Regions from separate parts of the Homo sapiens genome. Here region 2 is linked to region 1. Evidence: read pairs that join two places in POLR2A ChIA-PET (ENCODE). Cell type or tissue: MCF 10A. All regions are shown on one strand. Each heading gives the region's core, and the rest is flanking DNA. Links, peaks and the distances in the headings are about the cores only.

Region 1 (12,297 bases), core at 2,965-10,964:
GAAATTTCAATACAGCTGACCTGGGATCTTAAGATCAGAAATAATCCTTATACTAGGTTTGGTTTATCATTTTACTCATTTTGTTGCTCTATGTAATAGGTATTTTACTTCAAAATATGTACTCTGGTTATCACTAGGTCATTGATTTTTTTTTTTACTTGAACAAAATTTTCTATGACAAAAAATTGAAATTACTTTTTCATTTATACCTCACAAAGTATTCATTAACAGCTTGATTAATATCTTTTATGATTTTTCATAACTATACAGTTGCACATATATACACAGATGCATAAAGGTCTTTTTGCTATAAAAATGGACTTACACTATATATCTTATTTTGCCCCGATTTTCATTCAGCACCTCGTCATGGACATTCTTTCATGTACCATAAATGGTTTTAACATTCACCTATTGGTGGATATTTACATTGTCAAAAACTGCTGCACTGAATACCCCTGGATAAGCTCCTCTGCACTTGTTTGAATGGGAATGGCTGGGTCTAATACAACATGTGTCTTCAATCTAGTAAAGCCCAGTCAACCTGTTTGCCATGGAATTAACCCTCCTGAGTCAGAAGGCAGAAATAATCCCTTTGTTTCCTCACCTGTAAGTGAAGTCCACTTCCAACGTTAAAGCAGATCTGTAAAATAAAATTATTTGATATTTAGCCAATTTACTGCTCAATTCAGTGTGAAAACATTGTTCATGAATAACCTACTGCATTGAATATTATAGACATAAAAAAAGTTTAACCACTACTACTATTCTTTGTCAAGAGGAAACTAATTTTTCCCATTGCCTTCCCTAATGGGAAGTGCCCGAGGAGAAATCTATATTCTCCTGGATCCATACTGACTCCTCCAGAAAACAGTATCTTAAAAAACAAACAAAATAATCTGCCTTGTGAAATCTTAGACATTCTCTCATCCTTTACTCCGCATCCTATGGTTTTTATCTTGTGTTCTCCAGGACCTGCTTACTTTTCCTCGAGGCCACCAGTATGTAATGTACCCCACACCCAGCTAACTCCCACCATCCCTATGGATGTGTGTGCATTATACACACACAAAAAAACACACACCACACACACACGGACAGCCCATGTTCTGACTTCTCGGTTCCTCAGCATCCTCAGTCCCACCAACTCTTTTCTTTGGTTCTTCATAGGCACTGTCACACTTGGGACTTCATCATGACCTAGTACTGTTCTAAATACAGTTATGCTTACTCTTAAATTTGCCCAAAAAACTCCCATCTTGCTTTCTGAATATTTTGCACTGTAAAATAATAATTTTAAAAATTGATGCATTAAAGATGTGCATAGTTTTGGAATACATGTGATAATTTAATACATTCATATAATTTGTAAAGATAATTAGTATACTTGGGATGTCAATTACCTTAAATACTTGTCTTTTCATTATGCTAGAAACATTTAAATAATTCTCTTCTAGCTGCTTTGATATGTATAATAGGTTATTGTAAACTATAGTCACCCTGCTGATCTATCGAACTAGTGTACTTATTTCTAACTAGTGGTCTTATTTCTTCTATCAAACCATATATTTGTACCCATTAATCAATTCTTTTCTTCCCCCACCTCCCCACTACCTTTCCCAGTTTCTGGATTCTATCATTCTATTCTCGATGCCCATGAGATCAAAACTTTTAGCTCCCACATATAAGTGAGAAGATGTTGTATTTGTATTTCTGTGCCTGGCTTATTCAGTTAACATAATGACCTCCACTTCCAGCCATGTTGTTTTGCTGCAAATGGCAGGATTTCCTTATAGTTCATTAATCTCCCTGCTGGCTTCCTTCTTCTCTTGGCTCAATCTGAACCAGCACTTTCTAATATGGTAGCTACTTGTGGCTATTTGGATTTTAACCGCAATTATTTGAAATGAATAATCCAGTTGCTCCACAGCCACATGTGCTAAGGGCTACCCATTTGGACAGGGCAGACAGAAAACATTTCCACCGCTGCACACAGTTCTACCGGAGCAGCTAGCAGACTGCTGCCTGCCACTCTGAAGATGTTGTCAGTGACCACCAGGGAGGCTTCATTTTCATGACTGCTATTCCTGCCTCACTTTTCCTCTCAACTCTAGAAACCTATTATTCTCTTTAGTTCTGACCATGTACTGGCAATATCGCTAGAGGAGGCCACAGTGGCTGAATAGATCCCTTACACATTCATGCTCTCAAATAGCTGCTCTTTCCATGGGGTGGCGGTTCCTTTCTAGTGTGACCATATGTCTGCATTTGCTCAGAAGAGTCTAGGTTGACACCTGCTGTGAGGCATTCCATCTGTTAACAACCCTTTCATCCTCAAAAGTGTGCTCACACTATAAATTATATCGTCACTTTGTCATTGCCTTACCCTTATTGCATTTCTAAAATAGGCATTCCAAACTTTAGGAGATGACTCTAGTCACACCTCTGTACCTATTCACTCTTATGAGATGACCCCATGTATTATTTGACTGAGACTATCTTCAGTCATCCTCTCCTTCCCTTCTTTCCCCACAGAAGAGGTGTCCTGACTCCTTTCCAAGGCAAACCATCGTTTGTGTGCTTTATTTGCAACTCTATTTGTTCTCCCACATTTATCTTCAAGAACCTTAATCCTTCCACTAACCTTTTATCTTCCTTCTCCATTGGCTAATCAATACATTTATTTCCTTCTGATTGGCAAACCAAATATATTTAGGTTTTCCTTATCTTAAAAAAAAAACCAGATCCCTCTCTTGTTTCTGTTAACAATCTATTGCTCTATATCCCTCTCTTACTTATAATTCCAAATTGAAATTATTGTCTATATGTATTGCTCCCACTACTCCACCTTCCATTTATGCATTAATTCACTGGACTCTGTCTTTGGTGTAGCTTTTCTCAGTTGTTTGCCTTTTCCCATCTGCATGGTCACATGGATCCACAAAGCCCTAGTTGGTACATCATGGGAAACAAGGCATTCCCTAAAATTTCAAAGTCTCTTTCACATCCTTTGCATTCATTTGAAAGCTTCCTGTAGGGTCCATTCCACAAGTGAATCTTTCAGCCTCTTTCTTTCCTTTCCATTGTCAGTTCATGTTCTTGGCTCTCCATTCCAAAGAGAAACTCAAGGAGAGCAGATGTTCAGCTTCTAGTGTGGGCTTCTCTGGGGCAGATGAACAATCATGGCTAATTCTCTATTTTATGATCAGATCTATGATCTCTTCTTCATTCTGTCTACTATTAACTTGCCCAGCTAGCAATGGCCAGAGATGTCTCTAACCAAAGTGGTGCTCCCCAAATTTATGTATTTTCAAAGGTGGCATGGTATGAAAAGCAAGGGAAAGCAATGCTGAGATAGATCACTTCTCTCTGCATGTTCCTTGGGTGGGAATTTTTGAAGAGAAAGATCAGTGCCTGGATCAGAGAGGTCCCAGTGTCCACATCATCAGGGAACAGCCTTAAAATTTAGTATATTTAGGCCGGGTACAGTGGCTCACACCTGTAATCCCAGCACTTAGGGAGGCCGAGGCAGGCGGATCATGAGGTCTGATGATCGAGACCATCCTGGCTAACACGGTAAAACCCTGTCTCTACTAAAAATACAAAAAAATATTAGCTGCCCGTGGTGGTGGGTGCCTGTAGTCCCAGCTACTCGAGAGGCTGAGGCAGGAGAATGGCGTGAACCCGGGAGGCAGAGTTTGCAGTCGGCCGAGATCGCGCCACTGCACTCTAGTCTGGGCGACAGAGTGAGACTCTGTCTCAAACAAACAAACAAAAAAATTTAATATATTTCTTGCCCATCCTTCTAACCATCAGACTCTTCTCTTTGATACAGGCCATATTAAGTAGTTGGCTGCACTGAATATTTGCTACTTTTATTCTTCCCTACAATCTTACCGGCCCTAGCAAGAGGGTATAATTTACATGTTATTTTAAGTAAATATTATTATTCTGACCAAGTGTCATGTGTTTTACTAGGATATAAGAAAACGGAAGTAATTTACAGTCCTCTAGTCAAACGTAAATTCATCATATGAGCATCTTCACTGATTTTTATTGGAATTTACTTTCTAGATGTGATTTGCTCAGAAATGCAGAAAATCACATGGTTACCAACAGTGCTTCTTAAACTTTAATGTGTATTTTGTTCACTGGGGACCTTGTTAAAAGGAAGATTCCAATTCAGTAGGTCTAGAGGTCAGCCTTACACTTTGCATTTCTAACAAGGTTTCAGATGATAGCAATGTTGTGGGTTCTCAGACCAAATTTTGAGGAGCAAGATTGTAGAATGTGACATGAAATATCATTTGTTTGTTTAGGTACAAACAACAGTCAATGAAGTCTGCCTTATCCATTGTTGTTTCAGTAGTCAGCACAAGAATTTTTGTTACTCTTGACTGCTAGTATCTCGAAGGCAGAAACTCATAAAATATATTTCATTAATGTATGTATTTTTAACATTAAAATCACTTTAAATTGCAAACATGTATAAAAGCAGAGTGAATAGTAACATGCACACCCATATAGCTAACATCCAGTTTCAACAATTACCTAGCACACATTTCTTTTAAAATATGTTTTTACTTAGGAATAGTTTTAGATTTACAGAAATGTTGCAAAGATAGTACCAGCAGTTCCTTTCTCCAATTTCCTCATATGTTAACATCTTAAATAGCTGCTGTACATTTGTCAAAATTAAGAGATTAACATTGGTGCATTTAGTTAATGCACTGTTAACTAAATTCCATACTTTATTCTGATTTTACCATTTCCCCCACTAATGTTCTTTTGCTGTTCCAGGATCCAATCTACGATTCCACATTGCATTTGGTGATCACTTCTCCTTTATATCCTCTGGTCTTTGACACTTTCCCAGTCTTTGTTTCTCATGACCTTGACGGTTTTGAGGAATACTGGCTGAGTATCCTGCACAGTGTCCTCCAATTTGGGTTTATCTGTTGTTTTTCTCACGATTAGATCAGTATTATGCATTTTTGGAAAGAACATCACAGAGCTGAAGTGCCCTTTCTGTCACACCATACTAGCTGGTGTGCAATAGCCACATGACACCACTGGCTAAGGTACTGATTGCAGTTTCTCCGTTGTAAAGTTACTATTTTTCCCAGTCCCTATTCCATTCTTTGGGAGTGAGTCATTAAGTCTAACCCATCCTCAGGGCAGAGGGAAGCGGGGAGGAGATCCTGCCAGACAAGATGCTTTAGTCTGAATTTCCTTATCTGTAACAGGAGAGTAATACATACTGTGGCAGACATTTTCAATTGTCTAGCTTATTGGCATTTTCTCTCATCTTCAGTGTTCATAAAACTCTACTTTGTACTCTCAGGTAGACCCTGCCTAGCTCATGGAGCTGAATGACTGGCATGACAAAGCATGGTATGTATGCCCATTTACTTTGATATTGGCTGGTTTAGGCATAAATGTGTAAGAGAATTTTGGTCAATGAGGTATCAGGAGACCCTACAAAAGATTCTCCTCACTGATTAGAAGAGAAGCACATGCATAACCTTCCTATTTAAGTGCCTCTGGAGACTGTTGAGTGAGGAGGTGACATTTGGAATAGCTACAGCCATGCTGTGACCATGAGGGGAAAGCTAATGAAATGCTAGAGAAGCCAAACTGAAACCATAAAGGCTTTAAGTTACAGAATCGTTCAAATTTGGACCAACTCTCTCTCTAAACTTTTTCTTACGATTGATATTCAACATTCTTTTCTTTAACCTAGTTTTAGTTGGGTTTTGTTACTTGCATCTGAAAGCCACCTAACTAGGATACATCCATTTTGCAGGGCTGATGTGCAAATTAAAGAAATATATGAAATGTAACTATTGCAGTGACTGGCATTCAATAAACAGAATTTATGAGACATTTCCTCAATTCTAAGTTTTGCATGGTCCTTATCTTAAAATTTCTGCAAGTTTGAATTAATTCATACCCTCAATTTCCTGAGCTTGTAGGATATGTTAAGTAACACAATATTCTTACCCTGTTGGATGCTTACATACTGGGGAGACAAAGACAGACCAGGTTTTGATAAGAGCAATAAAAAAAATTAAAGCAGGGTCAGGATAGTAGAGAGTGACTTGGAAGTGTGGGAAAACTCTCAGAAGGGGCTGCATCTGCACAGAGACGTGAATGGTATGAGGAAGCCAGTCAGGCAGAGCCCTGCAAAAGGAACGCCCAGGCCATGCGGTGGTGAATCAGTGATGATGATGTCACAGGGATAGGCCAGTACCCAGTCAGGGAGAGGACTTTGGGTTTTATCCTGAGTGTGAGAGGAAGCCACTGGAAGCTTTTATGTTTGGAAATGATACAACCAGTTTATGTTTGAAAAAGCTCGCTGGTGCTACTGTATGGAGAACAGGCCATAAAGTGGCAAGAACAAATGTATAGAGACCAGACTGTAGTCATTGCATCATTGCAGAAGCACGTGCAATACATAACACTAGCTTAAACCCTGGGAGTTGCAGTAAAGATGAAAGAAAGTAGATATCTCCAGTGTTTATTTTGAAGGCAGAGGCAACAGAGACCTGTGAATGGAATGAATGAGGGCAAATATAGATGACCCTTAGAATTTTGACCCGGAACACCTGGGTGAGTGAAGGCACCATTTCCAGAGATGAGACAGAATGGGGAGAGGGATGGGGTAAGCTGAAGGTGAGGCAGGAGACAGGGGTGGTGTTGAGGGAGGGGTGAAATGGGAGGTAAGAGCCGTTTTTATGTGTTCTGTGTGAATGGCCTTTTGGATATAGGAGTTAGTAGCTCAGAAAAGAAGTTATGCCCGGAGATAAAAATTTGGGAGTCATCAGTCGGTTTTAGTTAAGGAACTGGGATGCATATTAGAGGTTTTGTACATCTTTAATGTAATGTTTCTTTTCTTCTCTCAAAAGGCTGGTATTAAATTGCTGAGCATCTAGGGAGCCAGCGTGACACAGGCAAGGCTAATCTGCTGTGAATTGGGACAGCGGCTATCAGGGGGATCGTAGGGACTGAAGGGAGCACAAGGGGCCTTCTGGGATGCTGGCAATCTGTTTCTTCACCTCGTTACTGGTGACATGGTGTTTTCAGTTTGTGAAGATTCAGTGCACTCGTGATATGTGCACTTTTCTGGATGTATGTTACACTAAAACATCAGAAGAATTGATGTGCATCTTAAAGTCAAGGTTGTCTTGGAATCTAGGTAAGAGGGTTCTGCTATCTGCATTTTTATAGCACGTATTGCAGTAGCATGCTTTTAGTAAGGTGTTATGGACTGAAATATTTGCTTCATTCATTGTACAAAAAAAGAAAAAAGAACTGCACTAACATTTTGTCAATTGTGGAACTGTCTGTTTATTTGACTGAGCAGTTAAGATCTCAGCCACTGCTTTCTAAATAATTTGGATCTGGTTCCTTAAGATCCTCTATCTCACAGAACACATTCTTAATTTAGACCAATCGTTCTCCACTAGGGGCAGTTTTGCCCTGCCCCGCTCCTCCTGCCACTGGGGATATTTGGTAATGTCTGGAGACGTTTCTGGTTGTCAAACCAGGGTGGGGCTCGAGGTAGGGGAGATAAATGCCAGTGGCATCTAGTGGGTAGAAACCAGAGATGCTGTCAAACATCCTACAATGCACATGATAGCCCTTACAACTAAGTGTTATCTGGCTGCAACTGGCCAAGTGCCGAGGTTAAGACACCATGGCTGCGTTTCTCTGATTGGAAGCTACTGTAATAACCAGGGTCAGGACAGTAATACAAGCTGCAGAGGACTGTGGAGATTCTGTACATCTCTAGTGGGTAGTATACTGCAAGTAACATGACTGGAACAAGCAGAAACTCTCTGCCTTAGTCCTCCATTCCCACTCCCTGGCACTTTTTAAAAAACCTGTCCACTCTGTAAGTTTGAGTCACCTCCTGTGGGGATGCTGTGAAGAGGTTTCAAGCATGGGAGGGGTGGCTGGACAAAATGGCCAATAAGGTTTCCTCCAAACACTAAATCTGTGACTTTTTTTCTCACCAGGAACTTGGTGACAGAAAAATGTCACCTGCAACATGACTTTAAGACTGACGAGGAAAAGTAAGCTGCTAGTTCCTGTATCCAAAGCAGTGTTTTCAGATGAACCAAAAAATTCTGCAAAAGCTTTTCTAATTTGCTAAACTCTAAAAAAAGTATTTTATTAACTAGTTTTGCTGCTTTGAAAAACATGTAAAAAATTTTTCTACCATTGGATCCTGCACATCTTATAAAAACTGGACTTCCTGGTATCTGGCAAAAGATTTTTTTTTTTTTCCTGCAGAGGCATGAGGGAATACCAAACACCATCAATCAATGTACTCTTTGTTTTCAAGGTCAGCACTTTTAGAAAAGACTTTCTGTTCTGAAGTCACCTTGATGAGTTTAAACAAGAATCCAGAAGGACTCATGAGTCACTGGATGACAGCTCCTCCTGGCTGACAGGTTCTCTGTCAGAAGTCTTTCCTTTAAAGTAGAGAATCTTGAAGTGTTCAGTGGTTTTATGGTGAGGTGATCCCTTAAACTTTAATAGATCAGACTAAGAGATACCTTATTAAAAATGGATGTAGAGAAATACAAATTAGTTTAAAACATTATTTCAACTTTCAGTCACTATAATGGCTTCTAATGTCCATTCAGCGAGAAATTACTAGAAGGTAAGCAGTGTGCTCAACGGACTATCTTTAGAACTCAAACACAGAGGACGTGGCACTTGCCAGTGGTTCTTTAAATTCATGCCCACCTCAGGCCCATCATCTAACATCTGTGTTATTTTCTTTCCTTGGTTACTCAACCTTCCAACCAGCAGAATGTTTTATAATTCTTTTGTTTCTCCCTTTTATTGTATAGAAGGTCAAATCAAAAACTGCCCAGAGGATCCCTGGTTTATCCCCAATCCATTCTTAAAGAGCTTTCAACTTTGGCTGAAATAATCTGAAAGAAATAAAATGAGATAAAATAAAGGGAGTGGATGCCACTTGTTTATTTCCTCTGGTCACACATCCTGACTTTTCTATTTGTATTGGCAGAGCTGGTGGTCTGGTCTGTAGTAGCGTCCATAGCCACAAAGAAGGCTCTGTAGTCTACAGTCATAGAAATGTACATGTTCAGAAGAGTTCAAGTGACCCAGTGCAGTCAGGGTGGACCAGTGAGTTTGGTGATCTGCTCTGATAAATCTGACGTGGGTCAGATTTATGTTGGAATTCACCTACTGCACTTTTCTCTTCTTAATCTTATTTTGGGGACAGGAGGAAGAAAAGACAGTTTTTATAACATTTATTTTACGGCTAACCAGCATAACTTATTTAGAAAATTCCAACTTAAAAGTCCAACTTACAGATGATCTAGACATTTATATACTCCTATAGCAGTCTCACTCAACAGCTGATTTAAATATGTAATTATATTTTTCACAATTGCTAATTTAAAAAAAAAGAGCAATATTTTGAACTTTTAATTTTTGAACTCTGAATTTGAACTTTAGATAATAATAAATATTTTAAGTCTGACAGTAATAAAGTACATGACTTACCAAAATCTTTCACCTGTTCTTCGGATGTTTGGGCTAATCTGAATGTAACAAATATGATTTTAGGTGAGTCATATTGAAGTTAGTTACAAAGAGGAAGACAGTTTCTTTGAAAGCTTTTTATTAACTCATAGAATTTTAAAATATGCATTTAGCAATGCTTTGCTACACTTGACTTGTTCATTCATGCTGTGAATTCTTATTTCAAGTAAAGTTTTGTATATTCATGGACAGTTCCTATTTTTTCCCTTGACATAGGGCTTTTTAATATTTAATCTTCTTTTCTACTCCAGTTATTTTTATTTTCTAATTGGGATGTTAACAGTGGTTTTCAAGCTTGAGTGGCATTAGAATCACCTTGATAAAACACAGATTACTGAGTCCCGCCTTAGAGTGTCTGACTCAGTAGGTCTGGATGGGGTCCAAGAATTTGTATCTAACAAGTTTCCTGGGGATGCTGATGCTGCTTGGCCCCAAAAGTGGGACCACACTTTTGGAAACCACTGTGTAAAATCACATGGTAGCATAGGAAAGGGAAGAAGAGGAGAGCCTGGATAATTCATAAACTGGATAATGAGCCCCTAGTTACAGACAGATGTGTGAAAAGATGTGTTCTAAATCAGGCAATTCAGGCCGGGCTCAGTGGCTCACGCCTGTAAGCTCACACCTGTAATCCCAGCACTTTGGGAGGCAGAGGTAGGCAGATCACCTGTGGTCAGGAGTTCAAGACTAACCTGGCCAACATGGTGAAACTCCATCTCTACTAAAAATACAAAAATTAGCCAGGTGTGGTGGTGCATGCCTGTAATCCCAGCTACTAGGGAGGCTGAGGCACAAGAATCACTTGAACCCAGGAGGCGGAGGTTGCAGTGAGCCGAGATGGCGCCACTGCACTCCAGCCTGGGTGACGGAATGAGACTCTATCTCAAGAATAAATAAAATAAAATAAAATAAAATAAAATAAAATAAAATAAAATAAAATAAATCAGGCAGTTCAGTAACTGTGAATTCTCCCCATCACAAAAAGATTTTTCATTTTACAAGTATTCATCAACTACAATTGAACTGTAGGAAAACACTTTAGGTAGTGTTTTCCCCTGGTTTATACCTCTTCTTCTAGTTTAACTTTTACTGGTCCTAAGCATTTGTCACTCAAAAAATACCATTTTATGGTGTTGGGAAAACTGGCTAGCCACATGCAGAAAACTGAAACTGGACCCCTTCCTTACACTTTATACAAAAATTAACTCATGATGGATTAAAGACTTAAATGTAAGACCTAAAACCATAAAAATCCTAGAAGAAAACCTAGGCAATACCATTCAGGATATAGGCATTGGCAAAGACTTCATGACTAAAACACCTAAAGCAATGGCAACAAAAGCCAAAATTGACAAATGGGATCTAATTAAACTAAAGAGCTTCTGCACAGCAAAAGAAACCATCATCAGAGTGAACAGGCAACCTACAGAATGGGAGAAAATTTTTGCAATCTATCCATCTGACAAAGGGCTAATATCCAGAATCTACAAGGAACTTAAACAAATTTACAAGAAAAAAACACTCAGCCCTATCAAAAGGTGGGTGAAGGATATGAACAGACACTTCTCAAAAGAAGACATTTATGCAGCCAACAAACATGAAAAAAAGCTCATCATCACTGGTCATTAGGGGAATGCAAATCAAAACCACAATGAGATACCATCTCACACCAGTTAGAATGGCGATCATTAAAAAGCCAGGAAACAACAGATGCTGGAGAGGATATGGAGAAATAGGAATGCTTTTACACTGTTGGTGGGACTGTAAATTAGTTCAACCATTGTGGAAGACAGTGTGGCGATTCATCAAGGATCTAGAACCAGAAATACCATTTGACTCAGCAATCCCATTACTGGGTATATACCCATAAGATTATAAATCATTCTACTATAAAGACACATGCACACATATGTTTATTGAGGCACTATTCACAACAGCAAAAACTTGGAACCAACCCAAATGCCCATCAATGATAGACTGGATAAAGAAAATGTGGTACATATACACCATGGAATACTATGCAGCCATAAAAAAGGATGAGCTCATGTCCTTTGCAGGGACATGGATGAAGCTGGAAACCATCATTCTCAGCAAACTAACACAAGAACAGAAAACCAAACACCACATGTTCTCACTTATAAGTGGGGAGTTGAACAACGAGAACACATGGACACAGGGAGGGGAACGTCACACACTGCGGCCTGTTGAGGCTGTGGGGGTAGGGGAGGGATAGTACTAGGAGAAATACCTAATACAGATGACGAGTTGATGGGTGCAGCAAACCACAATGGCATGTGTAAACCTATGTAACAAACCTGCACGTTCTGCACATGTACCCCAGAACTTAAAGTATAATTAAAAAAAAAGAAAAAACAAAAAAGCAAAACGATACTTTTTCTTTTCCTTGAAGTCGTTGGATTGCTCAAACAAGCAAACTAACTAAAATACAATTTCAATTCAAAATAGCATTTATTAAATGACTAGACATGTAAAAAATATTTTACTCTTTTATTGGTAGGTGTTTTCTGTAATGGCCACAAATGCTTTTGGAATTAGGCAAAATATAAATAAAGCTGTATAACAGACTTCACAAAATTTGATAAACAAAAATTATAGGTTGTCTCCACTCTTTTGCTGCAATATATTCCTGAACTGAAAAGTAAAATGAAGAAAATGATTTCTTTTCACTGGGCAGTTTAAGAAAACCAAGAG
Region 2 (12,297 bases), core at 1,953-9,952, 260 kb after region 1:
AAAAATGTAAAATATCGAAACAAAGTAAAAAGAGAAAGGAAGCCAATAGCACTCTTATTCTCAGAGGCAAAACTGGAATTATAGAGTCATTAATTGGAAAAGGGGAGAAAACTTTGCATTGAATAAATATTGAAGAGTTGATTCTCCTATTTGCACCCTCTCTCTCTCTCTCAATACATTTACACATTTATTATATTATTTCTGGACATTTTGATTTCTAAATTTGAATTGCATTTTCTGATTTTATGCCTTAAAGTTCTATTCATCTAAGAATAAGCCAAAAGCCCAATTTTATCTAGAGGCAGGGTGACATTACAGCCAGTGAATGCATTTTAAAAGGATGGTGGGAAGCCAAAAATTAAAATTGTGTTCTACTGATCTCCTTGCTTCTACTATTTAACCCCCATGATCTATTTCTTCAAAGTCGTTTCCTAAAAACAAGTTAGGAATCAAGAATAAATACGTGGATTTATTTTCATTTATTCCGTCAGCACCAGTGATCTGAGGATTTACATCTTTTTTCAGTTCTGAAAGATTCTCAGCTCTTTCTTCACTGGGAGCCCCACTGAATGGTGGTTCCTCTCAGGCTCCCCTCCTTAATTCTTAACTGTTCCGTCATGTGTCTTTAAAATCCTTTTATCTTTCTGTGTTGCATTTGGGTGGAAGTGTACAATACTATCTTTCAATTTATTAAACTCTCTCCTTCTGTCCAGTCTAGAGAATATCTCATCTGTTGATTTTTTAAAAATTTCATCAATGAGTACATTTTGATTTTTAAGATTTCTAATGTGTTCTTTTTCAAATGCTTTTGTTTTTGTATCATTTCTGTCTTGTCTGGTTTCATAATTTCTTTCTCTATCAGAAATTTCCTTCTTTATTTCTTTGAGTATCCTAATCATGTTTATTTTCAAATCATTTTCAGATTGCTCTTACATGCTCATTTTATCTGGAACAATTTACTTTCTGATTGTTGATTTTGTTGGTTTTCTTTCTTCCTGCCATCTTTTTGGAATTTTAATTTATAAGCCTTATATTCATGGTTTACAGCATCTCTGCTGTTATGGTCAACATGCTGACCCAGTTACTAAGCTAGGTGTAGAGTCAGTTCCTGACTGCAAAGTGTGTCTGCTCTCTCTAGCTTCCCTAGTGACTTTGCATAAGCCTTCACCATAAGCAAGAATTATTTTAAGCTTTTTAAACCTCATTTCAAAGGTGGTGGGTGTTTCCACTTCAGCGTCCCTAATTGCAGCTTTAAGCAATTAGCTAGGCTGTAGTACTCTACCACATGGGGGACACTTCTAGAAGCAAGAGTTACTTATCTATTATTTTAGTGTTTATCTTTGAATTTTAATGTGTGTGTGTATATATATCTTTTTTTGTAAGGAAGTCTAGAGTTATCTTGTATTTTTCTGTCTTTCTCCAAAATAAAGCAATGACTTTACTATACCTTAGCTATCCATAAACAATGTTCCCATTTCTGGCCACAACTGTATTTATTTACTTTAAAAAGCATATTAATAATGTATTTTATATTCCTTTTTTAAAACTATACTTTATCTATATATGTTAGGAACATGGCAGTGACAGATGACAGTGTTAAAACCTATACTTATATTACTTGTATCACAATTCTAATGGTTCTCTAATCTCTATAATTGTAAAGCTGTTGCAGAGTTAAAGACTATAAAGAGGTTGTCACATTTCTACTGGTCTGGCTTATAGATTGTCATAAGATTTTAATATCTCAAGTCAAATGGAATGGGCTGTAAAAGAAAAGGATTTATTTTAAAAACTGTTAATACCATAGCATTACTAAAAGAAATATTCAAAAGAAAAATATTCACATTATGGCAACATTGTTGCCATATCTCAAAATATTTCAAGACTTTCCTGGAATTACTTTCAAAGCCTTCCTTCATCAGAGTTTCTGGGGAAAAATCTCTGTCCTCTAAGATGGATTTGACTTTTAACAACGACAAAAAGTCACTCAGAAACAAGTTGCTGGATTCATCTATTATTTAAGCTGGGTAATGCATTATAGATCATAAGCAAATATTTCAGAATAAAAATTATAGAGCAGTGAGGTTCTTTTTCTGGCTTTTAAATTGGGTCTACAAATAGTTCCAAAAGAAGTACTTTAAAATGTTCTATTATTCCAGCTTTCTGAAGCAGTTACAATGATGCGAATGCTCATATCAATCGTAGATCCTGGTATATTTGTGGGAAAAAAATCCATAAAATTACCTAATGGTTGTATCTTAAGAAATGGAAAGAGAACTACAAGTCAGGATGCTTGGGCTCTAATCTCTAGATCTCCCATGAAACAACTCTGGTTCTTGAACAAACAGCTTCACCTGCCTGGCCTCAGTGTCTTCTGCTGTCAAATGGTGGTTGGTGGTAGACAGTCAGGATATGGGTTGGGAAAAGAAATCTAAAGTTTACTCTAGTGATATAATTGTGATATTTATATCCTTTTGTCTATTTCAAGACAGTTTCTGTCATTCTTTAACCTTTACTCTTCTACACTGAAAAACTAGGATTTTATAGCTACTATAACATTTCATAGTTTTATATTCAATTTCATTTTCCCAAACCTTGAATTATTTGTAGTTATCTGTGCTCCTTATAATTTCTTCCATTCATTTTAAAGTACAACAAATCAAACTGGATGCTAAGAACCTAACTGACAGTGTAGCAGAGATTTACCTCCAGGTTTTTGTTTGGCATCTAAAAATATTTTCCAGAGTCTTGACTTGCTCACATTATTTTGCTGAATCATTCGGCATGTGGAAAACTGGGACACCCTTTCTTCTCTCTTCCTCTATCAATTCCCAGGCTTTTAAAGCTGACATTTAGAGCCACATCATTACAGGTCTCCTGAAATGTAGTATAGTTTCTTTGATTTATATTCTAGAAACTGTTTTTTTCTAAAATAAACAGTAAAATACTATATATCGCAACAGGAAGAAAAACCAAAATAATGTAACTGTAAATATTTCTTGTTTTTTTTTTTGCTTTTTTTCGACCATTCCAATAATAAGAGTAACAATACCTTTAAAGATAGATTCAATGTCGGAATTAATAGGATGCAGTGAATGTCTGCATCTAGTGAGCATAATAGAATATGGAATAAATAATTATAAATCAGTGTAGGAAACAAGTTAGTGAAAAGTCAATAATAAGGATGATTAAATTTTAGATTTTAGGAAAGTTGATGAAAGTGTCGTCTTAGAATTCTAATGAAAAAAGTATTTTCTTTGATTAATGTATGTGGGATTTTATTTAGTGTCTAGGGAATGGTATTAATGATTACTACAAACATGTTTATTTCGTGATTTTTTGATGGTTCAATTTTTATGGTATTTTAAAAATCCCTTGGGAGAAAAATAAGGCAAAATGAGGGTCTAGGACTTGAGTGACCTTAGTTTTACCTTATTGATGTGGCCCCGTTCATTCCTGAGATGATAGCTCCTCAAGTTTCCTGCTGCTGGCTGCTGCAACAGGCCACCAAAGCCGACAGAAGCTATCCTGGGACTTCATGTGAATCTGTAACTTATGTAACAAACAGGAATAGAGAAGATTATGATTTTTCTGTATTTTTGAAGGAATTAAAGTCAAACTTCTTAGATTTCCTTCTAGCTGGTAAAAACAAGGGAACCATTTTTTGTTAAGATTTATAAACTGAAGAATTTCCTATCAATGCAGAATTCTAATTTTGACCAGTTGACACCTAAGCTTTTGAAAAATTTTTCACACATTGACTGGATTCCATTGTTTTTAAATATCCTGATCTTATATCTGGAACTCTGTCTGTACATTTTTTCTGTTTCAATTATAACTAATTCTGGCCTTATTTGGGAGAAATTGAAGAAATGGCTTTTAAGTAACTTTTGCTGTTTATTTGGTGTTTGTCTTGTGCTCAGGCAGAAAAAAACGGATGCCTGCTTTGCTCCCATGAGAAAACAACCTGATTATTTTATTATTATCATTATTTTTGCTTTCTTTCTTCCTGGAACCATTCCCTCAGTCCCACTCCACACATTTCACTCCAAACCTCACTGCCATCATGATACCTATTATGTAAAGAACACTCGTGATTAAAATTTCCCAGCATCATCTGAATTCTTTTTTGCATTAAATGACAGGTATAGCTCACCAAACACCACCTATAATACAATCAGTGGAAGAGGAAACAATTTTTACTCCATCAATAGATTATTCAATATGATGAATGATGATCTTCTATTTGATCCGTATCTTAACATATTTCTGGGCTCATTACTGATGAAAAGGAATCATCCTAACAGTATTGATACTAGTGTTGGTATAATGATTAATTTTGTGTCCACCTCACTGGGCTATGGAACACCCAGATATGTGGTGAAACATCATTCTCGGTGTTTCTGTGAGGGTGTTTTCAAATGGGATTGACATTTGAATTGGTTGACTGAGTAAAGCAGATTGCTCACCCTAATGTGAGTGGGCCTTATTCAAGCAGTCAAAGGCCTGAAAAAGGCAGACTGTCTATGAGTAAGAGGGAACTCCTTTTGTCTGACTGCCTTTGAATTTGGTCATCAGGTTTTTTTCTGCCTTGGACTCAAACAGAAACATTGGCTCTTCCTTGGTCTCAAGTCTGCTGGCGCTGAGACTGGAATTATATCATCTGCTCTTTGGGTCTCCAGCTCATCAACTCACCCTGCAGAGAGCTTGGGACTTGCCCACAATTATGGAGGGGGGCTAATTCCTTATATTAAATCTCTTTTTGGTTTTGTTTCTCTGGAGACTTCTTGACTAATTTAAGTGACTTAGTTTCAGATATACATTTCTGGCAAACAAGAATGACTTTTATTTCTAACACCATAGCCTTCCCCTGCAGGCTCATGCATGTTCATATACAAACCTCAAGTATGTGTATAAGTTTGATGCTTAGAGTCAAGAATGAATAACTCTGTGGTCCATTAGTTTTGCTTAAAAAACTTTTATGAGGCCAAGTGCAGTGGCTCACGCCTGTAATACCAGCATTTTGGGAGGCCGAGGCAGACGAATCACCTGAGGTCTGGAGTTCAAGACCAGTCTAGCCAATACGGTGAAACCCTGTCTCTATTAAAAATACAAAAAATAAAAAATAAAAATAAATAAAATTAACCAGGCGTGGTGGCAGGTGCCTGTAATCCCAGCTACTCAGGAGGCTGAGGCAGGAGAATCTCTTGAACCTGGGAGACAGAGGTTCCAGTGAGCCAAGATCGTGTCACTGCACTCCACCCTGGGCAACACAGCAAGACTCTGACTCAAAAAACAGAAACAAAAACAAAAACAAACAAACAAACAAACAAAAAACTTTGGTGAGTTATCACCCATATTGGTAATGTGAATAATCTACACTACTACTCGATAACATCCAAGAGAAAGCTGAAATGGGATAATGTGCAAAAGATGCTTTGGTATTGTTTATTCTCATCAATATTACCTATAGTGCTTATATCTTAGGTGGCATGAATCGAAATGGAAGCAAAGATACTGTTGGAGGTTTCCATCAATATTTTTAAAATGTAGCTGCTCATTTGTAATGCATTGGTCATGTTGATAGAGAATATTTAGAGTATGTCAAAGTGCTAACCAGTTTATTTGCCATTCTGGTTATGTATGTTTTCTTCAACAGAGGTGAGGGACAAATATCTCTGACTAAAAACAGGGAAAACAATAATTATAGTTGACACCTGCACGGTTCCCCTTATCCCATACCATTAGGAGAATATATGAGTGTTTAACTGAGGTAAAACAGAAGTGGAAATACGTTTAGAAACGTGCATCACCACTATTACACAATAGCTCTAATTGCTCATAGAGTTTGATGTGTTTCTTATTGCAAAAGGTCTGAGGGCATCGTTTGTTTTGTCTGTTCTTTATGGGTCAGGAAATAGTGAGAAAGGAATTGAAAAAGTTTGGCTTCTCAGAGCTCACCCTGAAGAGACTATCTCTAGAATGTGAGGTCATTTCTTATCTGAAGGGTTGGTTTATTTCCACATCCATGAAATGTCATTTTCTCTGCAGACACTGCCAATTTAAATTTATTTTGTGTGTGATGTAGACAGATGTCTGCTAGGAGCTGGGCTGAGGCCATTAACACTTCACAAGGGAGGTGGTTCTAGTACCTAAGCGGTAGTTAGCAGCTCTGACTTGTGGTGCTAGTTTTACCAGTGACTGGGCCTTTCAGAATTTGACTAGTATTTAGTACAGAGGCTTATTTCTTAGAAACTTTTTCTATCATGAGCAAGAAAGAAAAACTAAGACGTGTTCTTCAGTTGACTTGTCTTAAAGGTAGCTAAATTAATTATTAGAGAATAAAGCTACCTCTCTCCCAAGAGAGGGACAATAAACTATATTGTCCATTATTAAAGCATTTTCTCTATTCTGTAGTCCATAAATTTTTTTATGGAATTAGTCTTGTGGAGTATTTCTAAATGGCTTAATTCTCGTTTTTCACCACTGCTTAAGGCATACAAATATTTAAAATCTTAATGAACTGCACATTTTATATATTGTTACAACTGCAAAGATTTATCATTTCTGTGGAATTTAATTGAAAAAGCTTGTTTCTTTTTTTCTTTCTTTTTTTCTTTTTTAAGACAGGGTCTCACTCTGTTGCCAAGGCTGGAGTGCAGTGGCACGACCACAGCTCACTGCAACCTCTGCCTCCTGGGCTAAAGTGATCCTCCCACCTCAGCCTCCCGAGTATCTGGGACTACAGGTGCATGCCACCATACCCGGCTAATTTTTGTATTTATTGTAGAGTTGAGGTTTCACCATGTTGTCCAGGCTGGTCTCAAACTCCTGAGCTCAAATGATCCTCCCACCTCGGCCTCCCAAAGTGCTGGGATTAAGGCGTGAGCCACCACGCCTGGCCAAAAAAGCCTATTTCTTTCACACAAGAATTCTGGCTCCTTCTTTCTTTCCAGGGCTTTCAGGCAAGGCTCATTCCTGCAAGCAGTCTTCCAGCTTTTCTGCATATGTGAGTCTTAGAGGAAAATCTGCTCAGCTAAGCTCCTAGGCTAATAAGCACCTCTTTTCTTCTAATTCTTGAGAGCTTTTGTCTATGGCTGTTGTCAGGACTGCTTTACTTCCTGTTTTCTGGAAACATACACCAAACTGTGGCAGCTGAATGACCAAAGCTATCAGCCAGACTCACTCTATCTGAGCCATCTTTTTCTGGGGTTGTCGGGGAGGGTGGGAGGGCATCTGGTCTCCACTTCCTGTTTTCTGTGTCCTATCTAGACCCATTTCTAATAGATCCTCCAACTTCCATTCTGTTCATTCTGTCTTCTAAGCATCATTCCTCTGAACATTTAACCTGGTACCCATATATCACTATCCAAGTTTAATTTAAGACAACGGTGGCTAACAAATCAATAGCACCTACTTGTCCTGAGATAATTACTGAGCAGTACCAGTGGACTGGTTTCTAAGATATTCTACAATATAAATACAAGGCACAAGGTTTGCTGGTGAGATGTCAGATTTCATTTTGGAATAAGAGTTTCGGATTCCAAGCATGGTATAAAATAGAATATTTTATGTTAGGACATTAATCCAAAGTACCAACTAAATTCAAACTTCTAAAAGTATTAACAAGTAGGAACTAATAAGGTTGACATGGATAGGCTCTTGAGACTAAAGAAGTTATGGGATTATTTTAAATTAAAAAATGGAAATAAAAACACTTTGAAATAAAAGCCAGGGTTTATACCATCAGAGCAAAAACTAGGTAGCCATATAAATAAAACAAATCCAAGCTAAATGTTCAGCAAGACCAAAAGAAGCTTCCATTCCCCGCCCACTTAAATAAAAACACTAACCACACCCACACAGGCTATTTAGGTATGACTCCTCTGAGAAAGAGCTTCTTGCGTTTTCTCAGGGAGGAGTCAAGCCCCCAAACCTCATATTTTGTTTTCGTATGTCCTCTCCTACTATTTGAATAAGCTTTCAAAAATAACACATTGTCATTTCATTCATATAAGTCATATAAAACCTGAGATGTTAGCTTACTGAGGACAGAAAATTTGTGTATTTAATATTTTTAAGCTGTAAGTCCTATATGCTAGATTAGTGTTTACTTTTAATCATTTAAAAAATATTTTTAACTCGAGCCAAATATATTAGGTTGATGAAAAAGTAATTGTGTTTTTTGCCATTAAAAGTAAAGACAAAGACCGCAATTACTTTTACACCAATGCAATACATTTGTCAGACTGCTAAGGGAAGGACAGCTTGCATTACAGACTTCTTTTTGTATCATAAAAACAAAATATAAGCAGTGCTTCACATCTGAATGTGGGAAGTTAAAGATTATTTTATTTCATCATTTTGTTTTTGCTTTTCTGTATTTTCAAAATTTCTTCCATAGCGTATATATATTTTCTATCAGACATAAAATAAAATAGTGTTTACTTTTCAAATGTGGTAATTTCATCAATAAAGATAAAACACTGAAGCCAGTGTTTTGACTCCATTAACATAGACTTCTTTTTAAAAATGTGCAGTAGGTGAGCTCTTATTTTGACATTCATTCAAGCCCTTCCCGATTAGCCCATAGTTCATTTCACTTCAAACATTTCTTCTTTGTGTTTGCAGTTGAAATATTCTCTTAACAGCTCAGAAGGCTGCAGAAAATGCTATGCTTCATCAGGCAAAATGGATTAAAAAGGGAGTGTGCTCAACGCTGGCAGTGAAGGATGTCATTGTCTGACAAACTACACAGCAATTTGAGATTCAGCAGTTTCCTTTCCATTTAAGAAAGCTGCATTGTAAACAAGAAGCTAAATCATGAAGAGATGCAAGATTTGTCTAGGAAATTAAACGTATGTTAGAGACACTGACCAAGACTCGTTTTTGTTGGTGTAAAGGACTCTACTGTGAGATGGGCTGTTATTCAAAAGGTTCCACTTTCGAGTTGTTTTTCTCTGGGTACTACTGCCTCCCCAGCCTCTACAGACTCTAACCCTGCCAGGCAGATTGTTTATGGTGTTGGTCTTCGGGAGTGTGGTGCCTGGGCCTGTTTGTCAGTACCGATTCTTATTGCCCTCTATTTTTCTTCAGGTCTGACAGAATACTTCAGCAGCAGACTAGCCAAGAGCTGGTGCAGGACCACAAAGCTCAGGACACTAACTCCTTTCTCCATTGGGACGGCCTTCTCAGGAGGTTATTCTGATCACCCCTAGTTCCAGTTCTTTTCTATCATTGGGTCAGTTTCTGATGTGTTCAGATTCTGATAAATGTCCCAAGTGCAGCACACACAAAAAGACCAGGGGCTGCCAAGCATTCTAAATGTGCAGGTCTTTGAACCTTGGGGAGCATTTCAATATCCAAATTATTTCTTATTTGATCTTCACAAAACTTTCCCTGTGAGACGAATGTGATCCCCAGGTTACAGAGACAGCCAGATAAAGCACTGAACCCACATCTTCGGACTCCATTTTAGTGAAAACGGAGTTCTTTTTTTGTTTTGTTTTGCTTCTTTGTTTTCCAGGGTGACCTTAGGAAGTCACATTCCTCAAAGGCCAAAACAAACAGACAAAAAGCAAACCTACACAGAAAACAAATGCAGGAAGGAAAAGAGGAAAAAGGCCCTTTCTGATAAATGGCAAATTTAAAGTGCTGATAATAGGAAGATACATTTAAATTGAAAATACATTTGCCATAGCTTCTAGAAGCAATCTTGGAAAGCTTTCCTGTACCCTGAAAACACCTACTTTGCATGACCAATCTCCTCCATGTGGGGAGAGTACGCAGAAGTCATTTGCCAAGGAAGCTGCTGCACCTCACCACTGTGGAGGAAGCATGACCTTTACTATTTCTGCCGTATGATTGGGTGACTACAGTACTGCTCCTAGCATGAAAGCTGGCTCTGTTTTATGGGATTCCCACTGTCCTGCCCTACTTGGGCCGGCGTACAGTGTTAAAGATAACAAATGACCCCATCTGCTGTTTCTGACCATGCTGTATGTGTCAAGTTTAAGTAAGGAAGTCTTACCTCGTGTCCTGTCTGGGCAAGCACAATGACCCGTCTGTAGTACGCGTACCTCCCTGAGATCAAAGACCAAGTCCAGTTTCCAATTTGCTAGACTCCATTGGAAGGTTATTTATCTCAATCCATGAGTTTTAACACTTCGGGCTTTTCAAATGAATTCAAGTTAGAAGGTATTTTAGAAGTCAAATCAGTCTAAGAGCTTATCGGCTAAGGACAGTATGAAAATCAGGAAACCTTTGAGTGGTTTTCAAAATGAATTTCTTACAGTCTCACACTTAGAGACAACTAAAATATAAATTATTTATATGTAAATTGTTCATTCCCCTAGCAGTACCAGTGTTTTCAAGGGAACTGTTGTGAAGACACTAGAGCTTTCAGGGTTCTGGTTTACATCCCTGTAAAATCTGTAGAGCATTGAAAACCTGTTATTTGTAAAACACTCCACAGTTGATTCTGATAATCAAGTCCTCTTTTCAAGAAAGTCTGTTGATTTCTATTTAGAGAAAAAGGAGAAATTAAAAATAAAGCCAACAAACAGCCAGGACCGTCTTAGGGGATTTAACTCTTTATCTCTTTCCCCTGTTGTATGGTCTGCACAGCAGTTAATACTTTCTGAAATCACCTTGCTTTTTACTTGTTCCTTCCCACCCCCTCACCCATTGTATACACTCCATGAAAGCAGAAACATTGTCTCTTTTACTTTGCGCTAAAGTTTGTTGAATGAAAAAAAAAAAAAGACTTCAGAAAGCACCTCTATCCAGCATAGCTTTCATACCTTAAAAGACATAAATCCCTGTACATTTAAGTGATTTACAAATTTTCCAAAACCACAATAAATGAATGAATCAGGATAAGAACCTGGGTCTCTGTGCAGCTCAAGTGTTTGTTATTGTGTGCTAGTTAGTTTCAGGTGGTCACCTGCTCAAGTCCATTTGTCTAGATAGTATTAATTGATTGCCAATAAGTCAGGCACCTCATTAGGTGTTGTGATAAATACAAAAAGTACAATAACACTCTTCTTGCCTCAAAGAATTTATTATCTAGTAAGTACAATAAAACCTGTCCACTGAAACTACTCCCCCAAATCATTCCTCCTCCTACGTGAATAAAATCACTGAATCTTTGGCATGTTCACCAAAGACACAGCAATTAGGCACTCATATTTTGGCAAAGAGTCAAGTGTATTGTACAGTCTATAAAAATCCACTACCAAATTAATTCACCTGTGTGCCCTTTACCCAAGATATTGGTACATGTCACTATGGGAACATGGTTAGAGAGCTCTTTTGATGGAATTGCTGGATGTGACTTCTTCTAGGTATCTACACTTGACCATCTTTTGTCACAGAATTTGCTAATCCCCAAATAGCCACCTTGAGGAGGGGAAAAGAGGGGAACTAGTGCAAACAATAAATTAAGTTTTTATTTCTAAGTGCTTACCCAAGGCCTGAATCTTTCTAATGACTTCAGGAATATACTTGTTAATACAGGGCAGGCAAAAATTTCATGTTGTCAGCAAAACTTTGATGGTATCAAAATAAATATGAGTCATGTAATTTCAGCTTTTGAAGGTGGGGTCTGAGAAACTAGAAAAGATTTCCTGACTGGCAGATAGTGAGACAGCAACAGCCCCCTGGGAATGGAGAATCCCGCATCTCCACCTCCATCCAGTGCAATTGCAGAGACCACCGCCAGGGTGCCTAAGGCTGGTGCATTGAAACAAAGGAGATTCTTTTTCCCTGTCAATATTCTGAAGCTGCATGAAACAAACACCTCTTTTGTGACTCCTGCAGTCTCAGACAGATCAAAGCTTTCAAAAGGAGGTGTTGCTGGACAGTTTCATTGCTCAAGGCTAATGATTCACCTAAGAATCCACCCAGGAAAGTTGCTAAGCTGGTTTGCTGGCTGTTTGGTGAAGACTTTTAAAGAGATATTGCCACATTTGAAGACAGAATTTTACTTTACATAAAAATTATACATACAGAGGACGGCGAAAAGACAATTTATATTCTGATAAAGTAAATGGGATTTCTTTTAATTTTCATCCTTAAAAACTATATTTAAAAATGAACTGAAGAACATGATATAACTTTTCCTCAAACATCCCATTCAAAAGGTAGATTTAAAGTTTCTCTGTATGTGGTGCTATTAAACTCTGAATAAATGCAGATAAGTTGGAAATATGCCATTTGTTACTGTGGGAAAATCATGACAAAATATTACTCAATAAAGCCCTGTTTGGAGACTGTACACACAGGTGTGGGCACATG

Evidence for each region. ChIA-PET counts read pairs that join two places held together with the same protein. Peaks named below come from ENCODE experiments on the same cell type or tissue, not always from the same donor. Only the 100,000 strongest peaks of a DNase experiment are listed, where the experiment ranks them.
Region 2: POLR2A ChIA-PET joins it to region 1 with 12 read pairs; 2 of 35 experiments call an interaction of 5 or more read pairs at or near these places.

What each region holds. Positions count from the first base shown.
Region 1 is chr18:31,506,585-31,518,881 of GRCh38, reverse strand. DSG2 (desmoglein 2) reads right to left here. Exons shown (of 15, transcript NM_001943.5): 2 at 608-643. Among named protein-coding and RNA genes, the nearest start is that of DSG2, 15 kb to the right of the region's middle. RefSeq lists enhancers at 2,013-2,556, 7,559-7,628. In MCF 10A, for the core only: no CTCF peak of the experiment used is centred there; DNase peaks (open chromatin) are centred at 5,141, 6,211 and 9,961.
Region 2 is chr18:31,241,579-31,253,875 of GRCh38, reverse strand. LOC105372049 (a long non-coding RNA gene) reads right to left here. Exons shown (of 4, transcript XR_001753388.2): 2 at 3,432-3,552; 3 at 2,707-2,877. Among named protein-coding and RNA genes, the nearest start is that of DSG1, 70 kb to the left of the region's middle. In MCF 10A, for the core only: no CTCF peak of the experiment used is centred there; DNase peaks (open chromatin) are centred at 5,865 and 7,865.